Regions from separate parts of the Mus musculus genome. Here region 1 is linked to region 2. A link is a loop called in an ENCODE intact Hi-C map of the cell type or tissue named here. Cell type or tissue: left cerebral cortex. All regions are shown on one strand. Region 1 holds the start of Nlgn1 (neuroligin 1). Region 2 overlaps Nlgn1 (neuroligin 1).

Region 1 (2,500 bases), 150 kb before region 2:
GGAACATATGCATTTGTTGATTTATTTTGAATTTTAATAGATAAATTAACCATAGGCAAAGTTACTGCTCAAAGTCACATAGCCAATTAACAGCAAAACTAGTGGTAGAAGAAATGTCTCCTGACTCTTTAACAGTTCACACACTTAAAGGCTTAATTATTTAGTCAGTTAAGAAAAATTTTCTAGTTTTTGCAGCTACAGAACCCATCAGCATGAAAGAGAATCCAACTTCTGTATTTTACCAGGCCCTTGATAATCAAAGTGTTCTCAGAGGGCTTGTTAAAATTGGAGAATCTCAGTCCTAAAGACCTAGAATCTTCATTTTAAAAAGATTGCTGGCTTATTGATAGACACTGTTTGTGAGACTATGCGGAATACTGCTTTGCCAAAGAGGCCTGAAATTCACAGCATTGATTCCTTTCTTTGGAATCTCTCAGAACTCCTGGTGCTGATGCAGAGGCCGCTGAACTCTAAAGGTTTCAAGAAAGCATCCAGGAAACCTGGGTCATGATGGTCAGGTGTTGCCCTTTCTCTGCACTCAGACGTTGTGCCTGCTTTTCTGAGCAGACATAAAAAAATCCAAGATAATGGGTTGGAGAAATGGCTTCACAATGAGGGTGCTTACTGCTTTTATAGATAACCCAAATTTTAGTATGCTTGCTGGATGGCTTTCAAAGGCCTATCTCTCTTGCTCTAGGGCATGACTTCTGCCCTCCTTAGGCATCTGCACACACAGGGAGCATGTGCATAGGTGCATGAACATCTATGAGTAAAATGATAAACATACACATATATTCCAAATAAATCTCATTCCAAAATGAGAGCTGGCAAGATAGCTCAGTGGGTAAAAATGCTTGACATCAAACTGAAGGTGTGATTTAGGTCCCCAGGGTCCATTAAATAGAGGGAGCTGAAGAGACTCCTGAAAGTTATACTCTGACTTCCATACATAGGTCCTGGCATATGTGCTTGCACATGCAACTTTCTGCATGCATATACACACAGATAAAAAGTAGATTTAATTGAAGATATTTTAAAATTCCAAATGATAAAATATTATCTAGATAATCCTTTATTATATTTATTCAAAGGAAACAAAAGGTTAAATGGTTTTCTGAAACAATACATTTCAAAAGAACAGAATTGTGTGTGTGTGTGTGTGTGTGTGTGTGTGTGTGAGCGCATGTGCATGCTAACTGCTAACTATGGGTGTTTAGGAAACAAATATATTTCCTTGAAATCATAGTGCTTCCCTAAGTTGACATATTAGCTACTAAATGTTATTGGGGAAAAACTTTAAATGTCGAAAAGACCTTCAGTTTTCCAGTAAAAGGCAAAACCCATCCTACCTGTTTAGTAGACAGCTTCATTTTACTCGTAGTGATTGGAGTTCAGCACCCTGGTTACTATAACAGCAAGTTATTCCTAGATGCCAGGGGACCAAGAAGGGGGTGGAAAAGGTGAAGAGGGGATGGAGGAAAAAAGTGAATTCCCTGCAATATCGCCGCGAGCCACTAGGGGTACCTTTGTATCATTTTTCATTCTGCACCGATTTGGAGTAGAAACCTGTATTAGGGGAAAACCAGGGTCCTCGGCATTTTTTTCTTTTCTTTCTTTCTTTTTTTTCTTTTGCGAGCAGTGCACCCAGAATCCAAAAAGATTTTTAAAAAATTAAAAAAGGCAGGAAGGAAAGAAGAAAAGGAAAGGAAAGAAAGAAACCACAGCCCTTCGGTAACCCGGATAGGGCTACGGAATCGTTCTACTGGACGCGAGCACTGGGGATTCATCTTTGAGGTCAATTTCCAATCGAGATAAATCTATTGGATTAGTAGGATTATCTGATCGCAGCTCAAAGAAGTAACGTTGTTTGATCGTTTGTATTTCTTGCCTGATGGTAGGAATTACACGGATGCGGCTTTGGTTCTCCAGGATTCTGGATCCTGGCAGCATCTGGAGAGAAAAAAAGCATCAATCCACACGTTTAGGAAGTGTCCGTGGGTGAATAACGAGGGAGGGGGAGGTGGATCTGGGGTTGCGGCTGCTTAAAGAAAAAAAAAATAAATAAATAAAGGAAGCATCTTGAATTCTGAAACAAGAATTACCCAGTTCCAGAGGTTGAAAAGAAAGCATCTGCAAACTGGTAAATACTTTGACCGTTTCGGCTTGAATTTGACGGGAAGTGTTGGTAAAACTGTCTCCTTGAATAATGGAAAGAGGACTGGGGGAAGATGAGGGGGCTCCCTCGGTGGACGTGTCTTCCTGAGGGTAAGTTTGTGCCTCTTTCCTCGGGAGAGGGCTGCGGGTTTGGGTATCACTGTGCGGAAGGGGTTGCAGACGCGGCGCCGGAGAAATGGGGCGAGCAGGCTGGAAGCCCACCTCGCGCATCTCCCAGGCATCGCGACCTCTCCGCTCGCACCGAGCTTCAAAACCTGGGTTTTGTGGCGTCAGTGGGGAAGCCAAGCAGCCTTCTGCCTCTCAACTTTGCCTTGGGGGGAAAAAA
Region 2 (2,500 bases):
TGTACCAAATCAAGATCCTGTGTCTACAATTTAGTGTTTATATATTTATACATAGGATATATATTTAAATATAGAAGAGCAGCGCAAAACAGCACAGATCTCCAATCTTACATCACTAAAGCATGCCTGCAACAGTATCTGTACATAATTTTCAGATTAACACATTGCTAACAGATTAATCAAGAGATTAAAGTTACTGAAGTACAGACAAAATGAAGTAATTGAAAATTAATCATGATTCTATAATAGCTGATACTATAGTTTTGCAAGAAAAGAATAAAAACAGTTAGAATTATGTTTCCAACTTATCAATGTAATATTATGATATTGCTTTGGCCTAGTAAATATATTACAACATTTAACTTGCTTAAAACTCCTTTTTTTCTGAGATTTTAAATGCCCCAGTAATGTATCTTAGCATAACTCAATGTTTTCTGTCTTTTAATTACTATGACTAATTTTTTACAGCTCAGTTACAAACCCTTGAAAATAATGAACATGGTGACGCATTCTTAATTATAACGGTGCGAATAGCAGCACTCTAATTTCAGGCTTACATTGAAAAAGAATTTCCCTAGAATTGAAGCTCTTCTGATTGCTTTGCACATCACGTTTTAAACAAACACTGCGGTGCTTTAGCCATGACTTGGTTGCCTAGGATACACTGTTACTGTAGCCCTAAGATGCTGGTACCAGTTAAGCTTTGAGGCCATGTCTGTAAGTGCAGCACACAGTTGCCTTTGATAAATAGGAGAAATTTAACATAGACCCTGAGTGGGGTGAGCATTTTGATTAATGAAATAATTGGCTACATATTTGGATAGTAATATGGAAAATGGTTATTTATATTTTTACAGTAGTTTTCCACGAAACTGACAGAAAGTGCCTTGTTTATAAAACAAATGCAAAATTGATTCAGTGACCTAATTCTAAGGCACATTCACAAAGAATATAATATTGGTTGTTGCAGTCCTCGGAAAGCTAACTAGCTAAATCTCAGTGAGTCATTTTTACAAACACCATCTAATAGTGTCTCTTGCTGGTGGATGTTTGTTTAGTCTGTGGTGAGAGTATTTCACAGCTTTTTTTTTTTTTTATTAAGATGTTGCAAGTTTTAAATATTCTCATTGAAGAATTATAAAATGAACAAAAACACTTGCAATGGTAATTAATGAGAGCATTCCTGGTGCTGGAGAAACACCTGTTAGAAAGGTATATGTCTGCGTTATTGGGTATCTCACATTAATACCTTATTTTTTCAATGATAAAATATTGTTATTATTTTACTAGTGTGCATTTTTGTTTAATTATGGAGCTGGGGATACAAAACTAGCTACATAGTTTAGCAAAACTAAGCTATCTGCTTTTAAAAGTCAGTTGCACGCTTGCCTTAATCCTAAAAAAAATGAGTGAATGAGGGATGAATAGTCTGATTTGAATGCCAATAAAATTGGAATCCTGTAGTGAGTGGGAAGATCCAGTTTGGACCAGCAGGTGGTGCTTGAGTTTCAAGTGCATTTAGAATGGAGGTTTTTTTTGGTGGTTTGTTTCTTTTGTTTTTATTTATTTTTTTGTTTTGTTTTGTTTTTAATTTCAAGCACTTCAGAAATGATGTTTTAACTTTTTTCTCCTGTAGAGTTGATTACGTTTTGGATTACACATTATTAAGGACTTTGGGATTGCTCACTGAGCTCAGCAGCTCAATTTCTTTTCCTGTGCTCAACTCTGAGCCTTCTCTCTCACATTGCTTGCTGCTCTGCAGCAGCTGTTGGCCAATATGATGATGGGCAGAAGGTCCACTTATTTCCCTTCCAAACTGAGCACCTGGGAGGTGGGAGTGGGAACAAGTTATTTCTATATTAGGTTCTGCAGTAAGAGTTGTTTGAACCACAAGCTCACCTGGGCAGGATTCAAGGAGATTCCTAAGGTCATCTTGAATCCACTATACATATTTGTGGCCCCCAGCTCACTATGCTGTGCCTGGATCATTTCTTGTCCATGCTTCTTAATAGAGCGTTGTTTCTTTTAAGTGCCCCAAATACAGCAGCTTCTGAAGGTCAATGTTATTTCTGTGTTGAATTCCAACAGAAATGATGCACATTTGGCCAAATTCAATGGAAAATTTTGCATTTTCTGTTTAGATATAATAACTCAAGTGGATGAGTTTATTTTCAGCAGCAGACAATGCTATATGTCCTGGCCATTAAATATCACTTCTTTCCATGAACGTATCAAATATATTTTGCTACTATGTTTAAATTATTTAAATCTAAACATACTGTGTGTGTCTGAAATTCTGACAGAAGTTACCAAGAAGCAGCAAATGATTATATTTCTTTAGAGAATTTGTTTATTGGTGGTTTCAGTAAATAACATTTGGTTTTACTATATTGATAGCTTTAGAATTACGATACTGTGAGGTCCTAAACTATGATTTATTCAAACAATTTTATTTCTGACTTTAGTTAGGATGATAACTACTTTATATTCCTAAAGTAAT

What was found. A loop is a pair of places that touch in the nucleus more often than their neighbours do. Peaks named below come from ENCODE experiments on the same cell type or tissue, not always from the same donor. Only the 100,000 strongest peaks of a DNase experiment are listed, where the experiment ranks them.
Region 1: it touches region 2 in a loop (10-fold over the local background); 5 of 42 quality-filtered maps call a loop at or near these places.

Annotation. Positions count from the first base shown.
Region 1 is chr3:26,153,030-26,155,529 of GRCm38, reverse strand. It overlaps Nlgn1 (neuroligin 1), which reads left to right and starts at 1,544. Exons shown (of 6, transcript NM_001357096.1): 1 at 1,544-2,265. In left cerebral cortex, a CTCF peak has its summit at 1,514; DNase peaks (open chromatin) are centred at 1,522, 1,859 and 2,398; H3K4me3 peaks cover 1,037 bases; H3K27ac peaks cover 967 bases.
Region 2 is chr3:26,001,563-26,004,062 of GRCm38, reverse strand. The region is part of intron 2 of Nlgn1 (neuroligin 1); the gene reads left to right. Among named protein-coding and RNA genes, the nearest start is that of Nlgn1, 150 kb to the left of the region's middle. In left cerebral cortex, a CTCF peak has its summit at 1,489 (motif pointing right); DNase peaks (open chromatin) are centred at 639, 1,486 and 1,806; H3K27ac peaks cover 1,466 bases.